Regions from separate parts of the Homo sapiens genome. Here region 2 is linked to region 1. A link is a loop called in an ENCODE intact Hi-C map of the cell type or tissue named here. Cell type or tissue: thyroid gland. All regions are shown on one strand. Links, peaks and the distances in the headings refer to the core of each region. The heading gives the core; the rest is flanking DNA.

What was found. A loop is a pair of places that touch in the nucleus more often than their neighbours do. Peaks named below come from ENCODE experiments on the same cell type or tissue, not always from the same donor. Only the 100,000 strongest peaks of a DNase experiment are listed, where the experiment ranks them.
Region 2: it touches region 1 in a loop (2.9-fold over the local background); 11 of 110 quality-filtered maps call a loop at or near these places.

Annotation. Positions count from the first base shown.
Region 1 is chr2:96,522,725-96,532,434 of GRCh38, forward strand. It overlaps LOC105373496 (a long non-coding RNA gene), which reads right to left and starts at 9,582. Exons shown (of 3, transcript NR_135564.1): 1 at 9,503-9,582; 2 at 7,010-7,125; 3 at 5,216-5,459. RefSeq lists enhancers at 1,624-2,143, 5,926-6,075, 8,286-9,077, 9,078-9,710, 9,576-9,625 and silencers at 4,476-4,815, 4,966-5,065, 9,296-9,375. In thyroid gland, for the core only: a CTCF peak has its summit at 5,031 (motif pointing right); a DNase peak (open chromatin) is centred at 5,795; H3K4me3 peaks cover 1,129 bases; H3K27ac peaks cover 2,612 bases.
Region 2 is chr2:96,795,576-96,805,285 of GRCh38, forward strand. It overlaps CNNM4 (cyclin and CBS domain divalent metal cation transport mediator 4), which reads left to right. Exons shown (of 7, transcript NM_020184.4): 2 at 1,437-1,580; 3 at 1,938-2,072; 4 at 3,482-3,651; 5 at 3,977-4,073. MIR3127 (microRNA 3127) reads left to right here and starts at 2,703; the gene lies at 2,703-2,778. RefSeq lists enhancers at 5,136-5,465, 5,706-5,785, 6,828-6,877. In thyroid gland, for the core only: a CTCF peak has its summit at 5,601 (motif pointing left); a DNase peak (open chromatin) is centred at 5,576.

The sequences.
Region 1 (9,710 bases), core at 1,084-9,083:
CCAGGTGCTCCTCTCAGCAGCCCTGAGCAAAGGGCAGGAGGCAGGTTGTAAGCCTAGGGACTGCACCAGGCTGACTTTTCACACACTAGTCTCATTGCATCTTCATATCATCACCCAAAGGTAAGTATTTCCATTTTACAGGTAAGGAGAGTGAGGCCCAGAGATCTAAGTGGGCTGCCCAAGGCCATCCAGTAAGGGACAGGGCTGGGGTTGATCTGACTCTGAACTCCATGCCCTTTCACAGGACTGTACCTCTGACACAGGGCACCAGCAGGCACCCAGGCCTCATCCCTGGGCGGATAGTGCTACACCTGTGGGGGCAAGGCAGCGGCCCTGCAGGGGTAGGTGCCTGGTTGCCACCCTCCCCATCTGTGGCTGCTTCCTCCCCCTCCACAGCCAGCAGGAGCAGTTTCATGGAGCTGGGAGTCCCGTGGGCTCCCCACTTCCAGGCAGCTCCTCAACTCTTCAATCTGGATCTATCTGGGGGTGGGTCAGAAAAGGCTGCCTCTTGGACCAGGCGCAGTGGCTCACAGCTGTAATCCCAGCACTTTGGGAGGCCAAGGTGGGCCGATCACTTGAGGTCAGGAGTTTGAGACCAGCCTGGCCAACATGGTAAAACCCCATCTCTACTAAAAATATACCAAAAAAAAAAAAAAAGAAATTAGCTGAGTGTGGTGGCGCATGCTTCTGCAGTGGCAGCTACTCAGGAGGCTGAGGCACGAGGATCGCTTGAACCCAGGAGGCAGAGGCTGCAGCGAGCCAAGATAGCACCACTGCACTCCAGCCTGGACAACAGAGTGAGACTCCATCAAAAAAAAAAAAAAAGGAAGGAAGGAATGAAAGGGAAGGAAGGAAAGGGAGGGAGGGAGGGAGGGAGGGATGGAGGGAAGGAAGGAAGGAAGGCAGGCAGGCAGGCAGGCAGGCAGGCAGGAAGGAAGGAAGGAAGGGAAGGAAGAAAGGGTTTCCTAGAATGCACCAGGCCAAGACTAAGACCCAGACCCCTCCCCAGCTATCCCAATCTCCCTGTAGTTGCTGGGGATCCAGAGCCTGTCCTGCTCTCCCCCAGCCCAGGGTGCCCTTCCTGCCTTCTCAGTGGCCGGGGTGCCCCTTTCCCTGTCTTTTTCCTGGCGTGCCCTCTGGCAAGGGAGTGGGTCCTGAGCTGTGTGCAGGGTGCATGCGTGACACAGAGTGGGGTGGAACAGAATCCCAGGAAGGCTGAGCCCAGGCCCTGCCCTTCATCCCCTGGCCCTTTCCCAGAGGAGGCACAACAAACTCAAAGAGAACGTATGGGCTCCAGACCAAAGGTCCTTGGTTCATTGCATGCAGCTCCCACGGCTGCAGCGGCTTTTATGAGAAAGCAGCAAATCATAAGAAAACTATCTCCTTGGGAGGACTTAATTGGGACAGAAACTGCAGATGGATGCCAGATGTGCAACGGCATCCAAACCCGAGTCCCAAATCCCCACAAAGATCCTCAGTCGACTCTCCCGATCCTTTGACCAGGTAATAAGAGTCCTAATAGCAGTAGCAATGGCTCCATTTCTAAAGCACACACGGTATGCTATGCACTGCTTTTATTTCTAGTTCCTTTCATTACCTAGAGAGGCATTGCTCTGCACATTTTACAGATAAGGAAACTGAGGTTACTGAGGTTAGGTAACTCAACCAAGGTCACATATTTAGAAAGTGGTGGAACTTTTCAAAATACTAAGTTGGGGAAATGCTCATCATTTGTAGAAAAATTTTCAATAAGGCATAAGAACACAGGTTTCCAGTTAACCCTCAGTTACCCAGAAAAGTAAATTCCCCAGAACGTCCTGCACATCGTGTATGCCTGTGTATGTGCATGCACTTGAATATTCTGATTAGCAGAGCTCGTGATAAACAGGCCAGACTACAGGGGAAAAAAATGTGCAGAAACCAGCAACCATATTCTCCGAATTCATCGCATGCTTGGAGATCCCCAGGTAAAAAGTTAGCAAAACATACCTTGTTCAAAACAACTGGCCAAGGACGGGATGTGAAGCAGCCACTGCTGCTAGGGGCACAGCATCCATTGGAGTTCCCTCCCCACCCCTAACTGCCCGAGGGCAGCAGATCCAGGGTTGCCCGGCCACCTCCCTCTCCTGACTGCAGTGTGGGAAGAAACGCAGGACGCTGGCAGGCACCAGACCGTGCCCCGCCCCTGATCCACAGTGTGGCTTTGAGCACACCACTTTCCCTCTCTGGGCCTTGGTTTTCCCATCTGTAAAATCAGGGCACAGTGAACTGTAAAGGGCTCGGAGGGAAATTTCATGGACTGGTTGATGATCCCAGGCTGCCGCCCTTTAGGAGAGGTCCTCCCTCCAGAGGGCTCTTGGACCTTGGGGATCCCAGGTGGGAGCCTTCATGGGAAGCGGAAGTGAGCCCTGAGACCTCTGCAGGCTTCTCTCCTACCTCTGAAAGACTGAGCAGGCAGCCTGGTGTCTCAGACACTCCTCATTTCCCTACTTCCCTTCAACAGGGTTAGAGTTCCTACGAAAGCTTTGCTGCCATGCAAGAAGGCAGAATGCTCTCCCACATGGAGACGCACCCAGACAGTCCACGGGACACATGTGTGCATAAGCCCGAGTGTGCTCAAGCCCCTCCATACCACTGGCATGGCACTATGGCACTCTAAGCAGGAGCTCAGAGGACTTCTGGGCCAGACCTAGGGCAGCCCTTGCCACTCCTGAGTGACAGACCTAAGTCTGGGTACCAGGGCAGTGAGGACTTCCAGAATGTACACAATATAGCAGGACCCACTCTGCTTCTTGTCCTTCCTCCAAGTGCCCACTCAGCATCTTAAAATGGAGATGTAGCCTGGTGCAGTGGCTCACGCCTATAATCCCAGCACTTTGGGAGGCCAAAGTGGGTGGATCACTTGAGCCCAGGAGTTCAAGACCAGTCTGGGCAACATAGCAAGATCCCACCTCCATAAAATTTTTTAAAAGATTAGACAGGCATGGTGGTGCATGCCTATGGTCGTGGCTGCCTGGGAGGCTGAAGTGCGAGAATCACCTAAGCCTAGGAGTCCAAGGCTGCAGTGAGCTGAGATTGCACCACTGCACTTCAGACTGACCCTGTCTCAAAAAAAAAAAAAAAAAAAAAACAGAGAGATGCTCCCAGCTTTCTTCCAGGAGCGAGGTATTCCCTTCATCCCTTGGGATTAACAGTCAATGCCACCCCCTCTAAGCCACTTATTGTGATATTGACATACTTCAGTGTCAGTACTAGGGACTGCTCCAAGTCCCAGCATGGCTGGGACCACCCTGGTGCCTTCCCCCTCTTCAGACTCCCCAGCAATGTGACAACTGAGTGGGGGGTGACACTAGGTCCTCTGGTAGGTCAGGAGCTGTAATGACCCAGTCCTGCCGGGCCACCCTGTAGCATCACGCTGTGGCAGGGAGGCAGGGATTGCAGGCACCTGAGTCCTCCTCACACGCTCAGCTGACCCCGCAGGTCCCTGACCTAGGCTGTGTTTGGTGCCTGTCCTTGCATATGGCGGGCAGCAGCCAGGCTTTGTGTGCAGCACTGTGTCACAGCCGTCTCGCTGTCTGCAGGACTGTTACCGGTGACAGCAGCTATGTGCCTGGCCCTTCTGGGAGCTCAGGAGGGTCCTGCTTACAGGGCGAATTTTGTGCTGAGACAGCTGAGAGGCCAGGTGTTCTGGGCGGCCCAGGAAAACCAGCCGTCAGCATCTCCTGCCCACACCTGTCCTGAGGTCAGAATGAACTTGAGTCCAGCAGGCTCCCAGAGCCAGAGAGCTTCTGCACCTGCAAAGCCCGGCTCCCTGCTTCAGACTGAAGGTGGGGACCTGAAGAGAATGCATACAGGCACCTCAGACTGGACACAGGGGTTGCGGGGGGAGCGGAGGGGAGCCCCTGGGCCCACCCCACCCACTCCACCCTGGCAATTCAGCTTGAAACAAATGATTAGCCTCTCTGTATAGATCCATGTTTCTCTCCTGGGCATGTCGGTTCGGTAAAACCCCGTTCATTTGGGCCTCACTGTGACCTCTAGGACGCTGGCCAAAGGGCAAGCGCCGCCAGGCCAAGGGGCCTGGGAGTGAAATCGTGGGTGAGGATAGGTGACAGGGGTGTTGAATCGGCCCGAGCGGTTCTTTCTTTTCGAGTTAATTTCGCATTGGTCTCTAGGATGCAAGCTTGTCCAACGCGTGGCCCAAGGGCGGCATGTGACTGAGGAAGGTTTTGAATGCGGCCCAAATTCATAAAGCTTTCTTAGAACACTGAGGTATTTTCGCGATTTTTTCTTTTAGCTCACCGGCTGTCGGTAGTGTTAGTGTATTTTACGTATGGTCCAAGACAATTCTTCAACTTCAAAAGACGGAACGCCCCTGCAATGGGACGCCAGACACCTCTAAGAGTGGGTGTAGGCCTCCAAAAGTGTCCACATGATACTTCCAGAAAAACTTCACATGCGGAGGTGTGCAGGAATGTGCGTGCTGCTAGAAAAGAGGCCTAAGGGGTCTGCCCAACGTCCTGAGAACCCGAGAGAGCAGGGCCCGCTGGGACAGGCAGGGGAAGGCCTCGGGAGGGACACGACGGTCCGGCAGCAGAGCCTGCGGGGCTGGAGGAGGCGCCCTCCTCTCAGCTGCTCTTCCTGCCCCTTTCGGTGGCGAAGATGGATGGGGCCCGGGGCTTTCGGCGGGGCCCGAGGGGCCGGCGAGGCTGCGGCCCTGGAGCCCCCTGCCTGGCAGCCATTTGGGCCCCAGGGAAATATCGGCGCTTTGGCTAACCGAATTATTCTTTCGGTTTGAGCCAGCTCCCCTTTTTGAGTCAGATCCGGCGGCAGGGCCAGAAAAGCGCTTTCTGAAACCCCAGCGCGGTCCTCGGTGGGGGTGGAATGGGGTGGGGTGGGGGGCGCGGCCGCGCCGCTGGGCGCCCTCCCCGCCCTCCCCCCTCCCCACCCCCAGTCCTCCCTCCGCTGCCCGCCCCCCAAGCCCGGTGTCGCCCCCTCCGCCCCCTGCCGCATCCCCGGAGCCAGTGCCCACAGGGGCCAGGCAGCCCGCAGGGGTCGCTCACGGCTGGTGTAGGGGCTTGGTCCACCACGCTAGTACTTCGGGCACCAAAATAGAAAAAGAATAACGCTTGGAAAGAATCTGATGTTTCCGAAGGAGCATCGAAAATCGCCGTTACGGGAAAAGTAAAACTCTTGAGGGACTTCCTTACACTAATTTAACTGTCCCGGGTTGTTTTTATTTCTAATTGTGCTGGGGGGATGGGCATCATGATCTGTTTTCAGGGCTTAATGCCCCCTCCACGGTCCCTGGGGGACCTCTGGCCTTGGTGCCTCTCCAGGACATCCTGATGTCTCCGAGGTCCCATTTCAACTCCCTGGGGTCCCGGGCTGCCCAGCTGTTATTTTGCAGAATTTCTCTCCCACAGTGTCACCAGTAGTTCTGCTTATCGCTCCTGCCACTGAGTCACAAGGGGAGGAGGGGATTTCTGAGCTGTTTCAACACTTACCCAGAATATTAGGGGTTTCATGCAGCCCTTGTTTATTTAAAAAAAAAAAGAAAAGAAAGAAAGAAAAGAAAGCCCCAAAGCCAACAAAATATGACACACACGTACAGAAGGAGGGAAGGCAAGGGGGTGGGGGCCTTGCAGAACCAAATGGCCTATCTGCTGAGCTGGGGCTGGAGCTGGAAGTCAGGTTTCCTGTCCCCACTCCCCCAGCCTGGGCCCACCCCGTGCCTTCTGTTTCACCCAGGGCTGTGGAAACCAGCTAATGTTTATGGAGCACTTCCTCCCGCCAGCGGGCACAGTTCTAAGCCCTTTATAAGAAATAGCTCATCCAATGCCCGTAACTGCACCCGGAGGCGTGAGGGCTGTTATTGTGCCTGCCAGCCGGTTTCATAGATAGGAGACAGCACGGAGAGTTCAACTGCACTGGGGTACTTGGGTTTCCTGTGGAGAAAAATTTGCCCATCGCTTTGGCACAGAATCTGTGCCAAGACAGATTCTCAGCCAAGGCAGGCCTCAGAGTCCCCAGAGTCCAGCTACAGGATGCCCAGAACCTCCCTCCAGCTGAGACAAGCTGGCCAGGGGCTTGGGACCTCTGAGCTCCTTGGGGAGCTGAGGGGGCGCTGTCCTGGAGTCCAAGACCTGGGCTGTGTTCACTACCCCTGGCCAGGATTCAGCAGCAACACAGATAACCAGGAAAGGGGCTGTGGCCTGAGCAGCCAGCCTGCAGCCATAGGGAGGGTGTGACTCCAGCGAAACTCCAGCAAGAAGGGCCGCATGTGAGGTCAAGTCCCCAGCATCTAGAATGTGCTGCCCTTGACAACTAGGAAGCGCTAACCCCTGGGGAAGAAAGGGCAGATGTTGCCTGGTGATGGAGGGAGATGTGGGATAGGGGTGGAGGTGGGTGCATGGCCTCTTCCTCCTCCCTCTCCTCCGTGCCCTTCATTCTCCTTCTGTGGATCTTCATTGAGCACCTACTGTGCACCTGCCCTCAGTGGCCTCTCACTTCCTCCTCTTCCTTCCCAATTCCTTTACCAACTGTGAGATCTTTTGAAGCGACTGTGAGACCTTGGATAAGTCCCTTCCCACTTAGACCCTCAGTTTCCTCTTCTGGAGGAGCAGTGGCCGGGGTTCTGCGGCCCTTTCAGCAGCGTAGTGTGGGCAGATAGTAAAGACCACTCCTAGCTGGAGACGAGAGGCTCGGGAGCTGCTGGCCAGTCACACAATGGCATGGGGCTGACCACAGGAGCACGATGTGGCACATGCCCTGCTGGAGGTGTGTGTTGAGACCCCTGGGTATCTGCCTCAGGTGGGCCCTTGAAGGATGAGCAGAAGCTCACTAGGTAAATACAGTGGGAACTGCCAAGCCCGGGAAGGTTCCTCCAGGCCAGAGGGTATAGCCCATGCACACACACAGCTCCAGAAACAGCACCAGGCACTGGGGCAAAGCCCTCCCAGTGTGGCTATATTGCCGTATGTGCCAGAGAGGGGGGATGCCAACCTACCTCCATGTCCAGAGCTGTCTTTACCCAGGCCCAAGGCCCAGCCCTCTGCCTTCAGCCTCCACGCAGCCCTCTGTCTTCAGCCGTGGCCACTACCACTCAGGAAGGTCTGGAAGAGCCTGCTGAGGCCAAGGCAGAGAGAGCGAAGGCAGTTTTAACAGAGCAGAATCCCTCAGGCAGGCCCCATGGCTGAAGACACCATGGCATAGGTGGGCAGCTGGGGTGAGGGAGGGGGGCTGGACAACCCTGTGTCCTCTTCTAGGAGTCCAGGGCAGGCCAGGGTGCCCCAGATGTGGGGAAGAAAAAGCTTCAGGGGCTTCTTGTAGGCTCTCTGGTGAGTTAGTGTATACATATGTTTGTGTGATCCTATGTGTGAGCTGTGGGCTCCTGGCAGGCAAGACCCATGCATAGATGCACAGGCGTGTGTACACAGCTTTGCACACTCACATCTGGGCGTGCAGCAGCAGAAAGGATGCACAGCAGGTGCGGGGAGAATGAGAGAGCTCTTGGGGTGTAGACAGAACCACGTATACCTGGGTTCACCTTGGGTTCTCCCTGCCAGGTACTGTTTCCAACAAAGGTAGTTGGGATGTCAGGCAGGGAGGGTAGCCCTGCCTGTGGCAGGTGCCTGGTGGATGATACCACGATGATGAAAGCAGGGGCCTGGGCTTCAGGTCGGGGCTGCAGTGTGGGGGAGCCACAGCAAGAGTATGAAACCTCTGGGGGATCTGGGTTCTTGGAGCCAGCTGACCCCAGGCCATTGCAAGGCTGAAAGCTTTAGTTTTCATATTCGCAAAGTCCCATGAGTTCATCTGGGGAGGAGGAATTAGAGCAGTCCCTCCCCCAAAAGCCTGGGCTTCCAGTATTGAAGGGGTTAGTGGGGCCTACTCAGATTGGAGATGAGTCACTGACTTCCCCCATAATTCCTCCCTTCATGCCCGCATCCTGGCCAGAGCCTAGGACCCCACCAGGAACCTCGGGAGGGCTTTGCAGCTGCTACCCAAAGACCTGGAAAGCCCGATCGGGAGTGGGGTCTCAGGGCCCAGCCCCAGGTCATCAGGGCAAGGCCTGAAGAGTGCAGAATCCACCCTGCAGAAGTTCTGATGCCACCGGCGAAGGAGGCTGTTCTCAGGTAGCTGCCACAATAGAATGACCAGTTGTTGAAGGCTTATGTTATTTCTCACCCTCACAGTAATCTTGCAAGCTAGGTATTGCTAACGCCATTTCACACGGGAAAACTAAGGGTTGGAGACAGTGAATAACCCATCCCAGGTCATACTACCTGCAAGGGAGGGTACCCGGATTGCAAACCAGTCCACCTGACTCCAGAGCCGGGGAGGTTTCTGTTCTCTGGACTGGCTGAGAAGCTCCCAGGGAGGCATGGACCTCTCCTAGCCTGTCGCTGCAGGAGTCAGCATGTGGTGAGAGCCTGCCTCAAGTGTTTGGGGCCCGCCACCATAAACCTGAGTGATTCCACACGGCCTAGGAATGGCTGGGAGGCCATTAGGAAGTCTCCGGGCCTCTTTAGGGCTACAGAGGGTGAGATGACGTCTGTGTCCTGCTCACAGCTGAGACCCAATTCACATTGTGGGTCCTGGCTCAGAGGGTAGGCATTATAATGAGCCTGAGGGCATCTTTTTTTTTTTTAAGTTGGGGTCTCGCTCTGTCGCCCAGGCTACAGTGCCCTGGTGCGATCATAGCTCACTGTAGCCTTGAACTCCTGGCTCAAGAGATCCCCCTCCCACCTCAGCTCCGGAGTCACTGGGACCACAGACTTGCACCACTGCCTCCCACAAGGGTCAGCTTCATGATCAGCAGCTCTCCCCAGGTCACCATAATCCTGCCCCCAGGATGCGGAAAGTGGCGCTGGCAGTCACCACCGCCTCCATAAGTCTGGCAGATTCCCAGCCCTGCGTTCTCCAAATACAGGGCAACTAAAGGGAAAAGGGGGAAATAGGAATTAAGGCATCACCCCTCACCACTTTCCAGTTAGTCTAGGGGGAAATCGGCACCTCTCCAGAGGTTTGGGGACCCCTCTTTCCATTCCCTGTGTCCCCAGGCCGATCCCCAGCCCTTTACTCCAACGGTAGACCTGAAGCTGTCGAGATATCAACTCAACATCTTAGGAGGGAGGGGAGACACTGAAGAAAAAAAAAACAAAACAGCTGCCCCCAGGAGGGACAACGATTCTCCCAAGAGCAGGCAGTCCCGAACTTCTCCCAGCACCCTGAACAATGAGGTAAACGGAGGTGTGGCGGGCCGCTCCCCCTACCCCTGCTAGCTGGATGCCAGCCCCCACCGCAAGCCCAGGGCTCAGCTGGCAGGGCCCCGCATGCAGCCCCCGCCGGGGGCAGGGCTGAGTGGCAGAGCGCAACAGCCGTGCCCCCTTCCTGGCCGTGCTCCTGCCTGGGCCTCTGGAGCCTGCCTCTCCCCCTCTGATGTAAGCTGATATTTTAATTCTCTTACAAGGAATGGTGTTTAGAGAAATGACTTAACCAGATTACTCATCGTCTCTAATGACTTGGCCCGACTCCAGCGCTATTCCTAGACGTGACGCTTGAGGCTTCGATTCTTTCTCTCTTTCCTTTTGCTCCTTTTTTTTTTTTTTTAAATACCAAGAAATTACAGCCCTGCCTACGCGGAGGCCCAGCCCCTACACGCCCCCTTTGCATGGTATCCTGGGAGATGGAGTTCTGTCCTGGCC
Region 2 (9,710 bases), core at 1,140-9,139, 270 kb after region 1:
TTAGAAGTTCTTAACAGCCCATCTTGGGCTGGGGGATTTTCTGTGGCCTTAAAGACCTGGAAAACATCCTCCACCGAGGGTATTTAGGATGAGTTCTTTAGTCCCTAGAGCGAGGCCCTTGGATTGTGAAGGGGAAGCCATGCAGAAGACCCTGACTTGACCTTCCCAGATTTCCGGGGGCCTTTCTTCCTAGGCTGCTCCAAACCTGTGTTCCTGCGAGTGGGGTATGGCACACAGGACTCATTCCACCTAGACTGTGGACCTAGCCCTTCTTGGCTGGACCCTCTTGCCACTCATGGGGCTGGGGCCATAAGAACAGGGTGTGGCCTTCAAAAAGGGGTCTGGGAAGACCCACCACCCCACAGGGTTTCTGTGGAGGGTCCTGCCCCATGCCAGCCTCCTTCCCTCACTTTGGGTTGAGGGGGTGGCCCCTCTCTAATTGTAGTCTCTGCCCCACCTAATCACAGTGCTCGGCCTCTCTGTGCCCTTGTCAGTTTGGGTCTTTCCCCTCCCCAAGAGTTCCAGAAGCCCCTGATAAGTGATACCAGACAGGGTCTTTTTTTTTTTTTTTTTTTTTTTTTTTTTTTGAGACAGAGTCTTGCTCTGTTGCCCAGGCTGGAGTGCAGTGGCGTGATCTCGGCTCACTGCAACCTCTGCCTCCCGGGTTCAAGCAATTCTCCTGCCTCAGCCTTCCGAGTAGCTGGGACTACAGGTGTGTACTACCACACCTAGCTGATTTTTGTATTTTTAGTAGAGATGGGGTTTTACCGTGTTGGCCAGGCTGGTCTCAAACTCCTGGCCTCAAGCAATCTGCCCGCTTCAGCCCGTCCAAGGTGCTGGGATTACAGATGTGAGCCATTGCTCCCAGCATTGCCATTTTTATCCGATTTAAACAAGTAGTCCTGGCCTGGCGTGGTGGCTCATTCCTGTATTCCCAGCACTTTGGGAGGCTGAGATGGGAGGACTGCTTGAGCCCAGGAGTTTGAGACCAGCTTGAGCAACATAGCGAGATCCATCTCTACAAAAAATAAAAGAGTTAGCCAGGCATGGTGGAGCACACCTGTGGTCTCAGCTACTCGGGAGGCTGAGGTGGGAGGATCTCTTGAGCCCAGAAGTTGGCGGCTGCAGTGAGCTATGATTGCGCCACTGCACTCCAGCCTGGGTAACAGAGCTAGACCCTGTCCTTCCTCCACAAAAACAGAGAAAAACAAAAAAGTGGTCCTTAACGACATGCTTTTAAAAATTACTTTTAGTTTTCCTTTTCATAAAAGCAATGTCTGTTTGCAGTAGAAACGTCAGGAAAGATGGAAAAGATAAAAACCACCATGACCCCATCCTGGTGACTTATGACCCTACGTCTAGAGTTAATGTTTTGGTTGAGGGAGTCTCATGACTGGCCTCTGGGCTCTTGTCTGACTTGCTGCATTGTCCCACAGGGAAGTCCCACCTGGCCATCGTGCAGAAGGTAAACAACGAGGGTGAGGGTGACCCCTTCTACGAGGTCCTGGGCCTGGTCACCCTGGAGGACGTGATCGAGGAGATCATCAAGTCGGAGATCCTGGACGAGTCCGACATGTACAGTGAGTCCAGCCTTCCACAGGGCCCAGGACCCCTTTCCTGCTTGGATCGAAACTTGGTGTCCCTAGCTGGAAGGGCCATAGTGCAGGGACACAGGAGGCCTAGCATCCAGAGGCCCAGTGGCTGGGTGCCCTGCACTGGCCGGGGTGAGCAGGGAGCAGGTTGCTGAGAGCAGTGCCCGGAGGCTGCCTTCACCCTCGGCCTTTGTGCCTCGGCGTCAGCCCAGGACCCTGCCAGCCAGAGCCTGCTGCTCCTGCGTGGGACTAGGGGCTGGAGAGCAGGAGCTGCGGGGCGGGTTCCAGTCTCTTCCTAAGTCCTCAGGGGTCTGTGTTCTCAATTCCACGCTCTTCTTCCGGCAGCTGACAACCGAAGCCGGAAGCGGGTGTCTGAGAAGAACAAGCGTGACTTCTCTGCCTTCAAGGATGCGGACAATGAGCTCAAAGTGAAAATCTCCCCGCAGCTCCTCCTGGCCGCTCATCGCTTCCTAGCCACAGGTAGCATGAGGAGGACCTTCCGGTCTTGGTGGAAATACGGTCACGGGGGAGAAGTCCTGGGTTTCCGGCTGCTTTCCCCCCATAGGACGAGGGCTGCAGCAGGTGAGGGGTGCAGAGACAACACAGCCACCCCTGGAAGGGGCCGGGTATCTGCTCCACCCCTGGGGATCTCCCTGCGATTCATTTGCCATTAATGGGCGGCTACTGCAAACTTCTAGGAAGCATCCAAGTTACTATATTTAATAGTTTGGGAAATAATGACTAGGCACTATGGCTTATACCTGTAATCCCAGCACTTTGGGAGGCCGAGGCAGGAGGATTGCATGAGCCCAGGAGTTCGAGACCAGCCTGAGCAACATGGCGAGACCCCATCTCTACAAAAAATACAAAAGCCAGGCATGGTGGTGCCCTCCTGTAGTCCCAGCTACTTGGGAGGCTATGAGGTGGGACAGTTGCATGTCTGTGGTCCCAGCTACTCAGGAGGCTGATGTGGGAGGACCGCTTGAGCCCAGGAGTTTGAAGCTGCAGTAAGTTGTGAATGCACCACTGCACTCAGCCTGGGCCACAGAACAAGATTCTGTCTCAAAAATAACAAAAAAGAAAATAACCACTGAGGTGGGCCCCTAGGCTGGCCAGGCCCATCAGGGCTTGTGGAATGGGAAGGAGAAGGGACGCTTCCCCTTCTGCAGGCCTGCTGGGTGTGGCTGGACCCCTCGTGTGCTCACCCACTCTGAGGAGCTTGCATCCAGCTCTGCTCTTACTCTCCAGCTCTCCCCTTTGCAGACGTGTGCTGGTTCCCGCAGGAATTCACTTCTAGTTCAGAGACATTTCTCTCTTTTCAGCCCTGATTCAAAGCTCCACTGGGGACTTGGGTGACAGGTTCTGCTCTGCCCGCTCTGTCCCCCTCTTCCCCTGGCCCAATTCATCTTCCTTCCCACCCCTTACTTGCTAAAGGGGTGGCAATTCCCTCTCCATTATTTTTCCTGTGGGATATTGATGCTGATGCAATAATTATAGTCTATATATTTTAGTATATATGGACAGCACATATATACTAAGTGCTGTCCATGTGCTATCCCATTCACCCTCACAACCACCCTGTGAAGCTTTTACCCCCATATTACAGATGAGGAAACTGAGATGCAGGTTAAGTAATTTGCCCAAGGTCATGTGCTGTTCTTGCAGGAGCCACTGTTCAAGCCCAGGCAGGCAGGCAGCCTTGTATCCAACCAGTCAGAAGCCAAGCGTGCTCCCTCCCCAGGGAGGTGCAGAACGAGGGCCGGCCGAGCAGGGCGGGAGTCGTCTGAGCACAGCGTGGCTGCTGTGGTTGGGGTGGAGGCACAGCAGTGATCGAGCTTTAGGGCCACCTGGCCAGCCCCGTGTGAGGTCTCTTCTCTCTCCTCCTACAGAGGTCTCTCAGTTTAGCCCCTCCCTGATATCAGAGAAGATCCTGCTGCGGCTACTCAAGTACCCAGATGTCATTCAGGAACTCAAGTTTGACGAGCACAATAAGTACTACGCCCGCCATTACCTGTACACCCGAAATAAGCCGGCCGACTACTTCATCCTCATCCTGCAGGTGAGCCCGCTCAGCCCTGGGCCTGCCACCTGCTCCCCCTGGCACTGCAGCAACCCCCAGGCCCTCTCTCCCACCTGCTGCGGAGGTGCATGGCTTCCCTGCCTGGGGAGCCTGCTGCCTGCCCTTGAGCCCCGCCTGCCCCACGTGGCCATCCTCTCCCTGAGAGGCCACTCTTGATCTCACAGGTCAGGCCCCTGAGCTCTCCAGGGCTCCAGTACCGGCCCTTCCTCCTGCCCCACTGTCCCTTGTTCCTCACTCCCCATCCTGCCTCATCCTTTGTTTCCTCCCTCACTTGGTCTCTAACTCCAGCCCTGTGTTTTTTCAGGGGAAGGTGGAGGTGGAGGCAGGGAAGGAGAACATGAAGTTTGAGACGGGCGCCTTCTCCTACTATGGGACTATGGCCCTGACCTCGGTCCCCTCCGGTGAGTTGTTGGGCATGGTCTTTGCTGCCCTTTGGCCCCCCTGCAGCTGGGGAGCCATGGACCGACACCAGAACTGAGCATGGGCCCGAGAGCTCATAGCCAGCTGGCTGGGGCAGAGGGAGGCTGGTGAGGCGGGAGCCGCCAGGGCCTGGAGCGGGTGGTGTGGAAGAGCAGAGGGAGCTGCCACTTTGGATGGGGTCCAGAAGCTGGAGGGGAAAAGAGGAGTGAGGGATTTTAGAGTAAAGGCCTGGAGGCAGCGGAGGGCATGTCCAGAGGTTGTGAGGAGACCAGCCTGCTTGGAGAGGAGGCCTGTGGGGAGGAAGGCCCAGGGCCCTGCTCCTGAGGACAGGAGGGGAGTCTGAGCATCCAAAGTGACTGGGGTCAGGAGCCAGGCCAGGGCCTGTTTGCCAGGGCAGGCTGCAGATGGGTTTGGCTTTTCGGAGGACGCGGCTACTGGGTTTTGGTTAGAGGTCAGCTCCGATGGAATAAAGGGCCTTGGGGACAGACAGAAGGGAGACTGGGCACCCTCCGAGAGGTGTTATGGAAGGTCCGGGGATGCGCCACTCTGGCCGCCCCAGTGCCCTCTCCTGTGCTGAGTGGCTCAGGCTTTCCCCGCAGAGCCCCACAGACAAGGCCCCGCAGGCCCAGGTCTCGCCAGCTCATCTCCTCGCTCCTCTCCAGGCTTCGGTCCTGGGGCGAGGTTGCTGCAGGGTAGAGAGAGAAAGTCCACTTTGGTGCTGGAGAACAGGCCACGCCAGTGGGGTACGAGCTGCAGCTCCCAGAGAACCTCTGTGCTGTGCCTCTCACTGTCCTTTGACAAAAAGGACCCCGAGGGGGAACGGGGGTAGGGCACCCATGAATACTGACACCCAGCTTGGCTTATCCACCATGTCCTCGGCCCCTCCACCAGATGAGTGGGGCATGGCAGGCTCCCTGGGCAGGGGACAGACAGGGCCCCAGAGCGGGGCTCTGAGCAGGTTAACCCTATCAGATGCCTCAGGCCTGGGGATGACTTCCTGTGCCTCCAAGAGCAGCTGTTCTCTGTTCAGTTTGAGGAAATCTCATTCAGAAGGGCGGGCAGGCACGGGAGGCTTCCCCCAGGCACTGTTTGTGCAGTGAAGCCTCAGAGGCCCGGTTAGGGCCCAGGCTCTGTCCGTTGACCCATAGTCTCTCTGTTCCCACTTGGTGTGGCCAGAAGAGAGGGGAGATGACTGGGCACACTCAGCCAGCTTCTGCCTGTCTCCGCACAGGGCTCACCGCTGTGCCCTGAGCACCCTTCCCAGCAGAGCCATGTCCCTTTCTCCACTGGGCCCATCTCTGCCCAAAGCAGCCTGGCCCCGTCAGGTCTGCCTCTGTCCTGTGCCTGTGGTTCCGTGTCCTGTCTCCTGACTGCGCCCATCACTGACCTTCTCTTTTGCTCCAGTGCCTTCAGTCCAGGTCGGGTGTCCGCCTGGCAAGCGGAACTCCCTGCTCTGCTGGCTCACAGGTAACGTGGCACAGCTGAGGGTCACGCTGCCACCTGCTGCCTGTGCCTGCACACTGCAGCTGCATTAACCTCCCCACATGGACCCGGACCCCCGCCTGCTCAATGTGGGCCGCCAGACCTCAGTGGCTCTGCTTGGCTGGGGCCCAATTTCTAGGCAGCTTTGCTGCCTCAGCTCTAGAAGGGGCCCCCAAAGATCTCTTGGTGCTTGAGATCACACACTCATAGACACATACACACAGAGACACACAGAGAGATACACATACAGATACACATAGCCATAGATACACGCAGAGACACACACAGTGAGAGACCACATGCAGAGAGACCGCACACACAGAGAGAGACCACACACACACAGAGACCACACACAGAGAGAGACCACACACAGAGATAGCACACACACAGAGAGACCACACACACACAGAGACCACACACAGAGATAGCACACACACAGAGAGACCACACACACAGAGACCACACACAGAGACCACACGCAGAGAGACCACACACATGCAGAGAGACCACACACACACACACACAGAGACCACACGCAGAGAGACCACACACACGCAGAGAGACCACACACATGCAGAGACCACACACACCCAGAGACCACACACCCAGACACACACACAGACAGAGATACTACAGACACCCATAGACAGAGATATCACACACAGAAACACACATGCAGATACACCCATAGACACACAGATGCCACAGAGGCATACACAGAGAAACACCCGTAGACACACCAGGATACACATACACACATAGATACACCACTCATAGACACACAAACACACACCCATAGGCACACACCCATAGGCACACACACAAAGAGACACACACAGACACACACCCATGGACACACACACACACAGAAGCACCCACCCATAGGCACACACACAGACACACACAGATACACATCCATAGACACACAGACACACAGGTATATATACACAGATACACCCATAGACACACAAACACAGAGACACACAGATACCACACACAGACACACACAGATACACCCATAGACACACACACACACAGATACCACACACTGAAACACACATCCATAGACACATACACACAGAAACACAACCACAGACACACACACATGCACACCCAGAGGATAGGCTGGGAGTGGAGGGTTGCTCCTGGCCCAGCCAAGTGAGCACCGGCCAGCCTGCTGCCCTCCACGGCCAAGAGGAGACGCACCCCAGCGGGTAAGCACTTCCTGCTCCAGGCCACCCACACACCGTGTCAGGGTGACTTGTCATCTCATCAGCTTTCTCTAAAAGACTTTCCGATTTTCTTCACAAGCTTTGCTTCCCGTTCAGCTGCTGGCCCAGTAGGCAACTGCGAGGCCATGAGGGGCATGGCCCCGGGTCAGACTGCCTAGTCAAGAGCCACCTCCACAGTTGCTGGCTAAATGATAGTCTTTGTTTCTGCTTTCCCCTCTGTGAAATGGGAACAATGCGTGTACCCCCTTCATAAGAGTTATCAGGAGAGTACGTGAGAGAATTCATGTAAAATGTTGAGTTAGAGCTCAATTATTATTATTTCTGTTTTTTCCTGATTACAATGAAAATGTGGTGTTCCAACCAGAAAGTCTTTCAGGAAAGGCCAGTGCCATATGCTGCTTCTGGCCTTGGATGTGTCATGCTCCTGATGCCTGTCCGGGGAGTCGGTGGGAATAGGGTCAGACTCATTCAGCTTGAGGCTTGCTGGGATTCCCGTGTGCAACCAGGCCGCAGAGGGCACAGGACGGTGCTGGTCTCATCAGGTGTGGCCTGTGCCCATCAGGAGCAGCACCAGCATCTTTCAGCTCCTCACACCCCAACTGCCCTAAAAACCCGTCACCTCAGCCCGGGGATATCCATTTTACATTTGTACAGCTGGGCCTTCTTCCATCTGAACTGTTCCAAGGTATACTCTGCTATTTTGACCCTCTGTTTAATAAATAAATAAGTAGATGAAAAGGTGACTTAGAAGCAGTTACTCCCTGTCCCTTTCAAACCTCCCCAGTGTGACCTCAGCCTCCCTCCCCTCCTCTGGGCTTGCTCTGGTTTCATGGATGGCCGGGAGGTGATGCACCTGTGGTTTGAATCCTGAGAGCAGGTGTGCCCTCATTGATTAATTCTCCACTTTACGCTTTATGCATATTCATGGGGGTCTTTATTATAAACAATACCATGATATAAACTTTTTTATGCAAAAAAGCAAAAAACTTTCCCTGTGTTTAAGGTTATGTCCTTAGGATATCCTTTCAACAATGAAATTACCAGGTCAAAACCTTGCAGTTGGCCGTGCGCGGTGGCTCATGCCTGTAATCCCAACACTTTGGGAGGCCGAGGTGCGTGGATTGCCTGAGGTCGGGAGTTCGAGACCAGCCTTGGCCAACATGGTGAAACCCCATCTCTACTAAAAATACAAAAATTAGCCGGGCGTGGTGGCAGGTGCCTGTAATCCCAGCTACTTGGGAGGCTGAGGCAAGAGAATCGCTTGAACCCAGGAGGCGGAGGTTGCAGTGAGCTGAGATCGTGCCATTGCGCTCTAGCCTGGGCAACAAGAGCGAAACTCTGTCTAAAAAAAAAAAAACCTTGCAGTTTTTGTTTTATTTATTTTTTGCTTTACTCATAAAAGTAAGGTAGCTTATTGGGAAAATAGAAAAAAGTCTTGAAAAAATTAAAAAGTATCATAATTTCATCTCTCAGAGACAAAATGGATTTTGGTGAATTTTTTCTAGGACCTCTGTTTTTTTGTTTGTTTGTTTTAAGAGACACGTTCTTTCTCTGTCACCTAGGCTGGAGAGCAGTGGTGCAATCATAGCTCACTGCAGCCTCAACCTCATGGGCTCAAGTGACCCTCCCACCTCAGCCTCCCAAGTAGCTGGGACTACAGGCAGGTGCCACCATGCTGGGCAATTTTTTTTTTAACTTTTTGTAGAGATGGGGGTCTCACTATGTTGTCCAGGCTGGTCTCAAACTCCTAGACTTCCCCCACCTCAGCCTCTCAAAGCACTGGGATTACAGGCATGAACCACTGCACCTGGCCGGACCTCTAATCTTAATAGGTCACGTCACTAATTTTTTTTTTTTTTTTTTTTTGAGATGGAGTCTTGCTGCGACGCCCAGGCTGGAGTGCAGTGGTGCGATCTTGGCTCCCTGCAACCTCCACTTCCCGGGTTCAAGTGATTCTCCTGCCTCAGCTTCCCGAGTAGCTGGGACTACAGGCGTGCGCCAGGAACCCCCAGCTAAGTTTTGTATTTTTTTTTTTTTGAGATGGAGTCTTGACCCTGTCGCCCAGGCTGGAGTGCAATGGCGCGATTTCAGCTCACTGCAACCTCCACCTCCCAGGTTCAAGTGACTTTCCTGCCTCAGCCTCCTGAGTAGCTGGGATTACAGGCATGCACCACCACCCTTGGCTAATTTTTTGTATCTTTAGTAGAGACGGAGTTTCACCATGTTGGCCAGGCTGGTCTTGAACTCCTGACCTCGTGATCCACCCGCCTCGGCCTCCCAACGTGCTGGGATTACAGGCGTGAGCCACCGTGCCTGGCCAAATTTTGTATTTTTAGTAGAAACAGGGTTTTGCCATATTGGCCAGGCTGGTCTTGAACTCCTGATGTTAGGTGATCCGCCCGCCTCAGCCTCCCAAAGTGCTGGGATTACGGGTGTGAGCCACCGCACTCTGCCCATGTCACTAATTTGTGTTGGTTTTAAATTCAGTCTCTTGGCCAGGCTTGGTGGCTCATTCCTGTAATCCTAGCACTTTGGGAGGCTGAGGCAGGAGGATCGCTTGAGCCCAGGAGTTTCAAACCAGCCGAGGTAACATAGCAAGACCCTTTAAAAAATAATAATAATAAAATAAATTCAGTTGAAAAAGAAAATAAATTGTTTATTTTAAAAATAAAATTCAGTTCCTGTTTCTAGAGTGTTAGCATTAATTAAAAGCATTCCATCATTCAGATAGCTATGTGAAGTATTAAGTAATACCCCTAGTATTTCTGCTTTTCCTAGAACTTAATCAGAGATGTTACTCATTAGATACTTGCACTTGATCCTCTAATGATCCTCTAAAATATTTCCTGTTCTTGCATGGGAATACCACAACCTCATCATAGAATGGCCAGTTTCCTGAGAAAC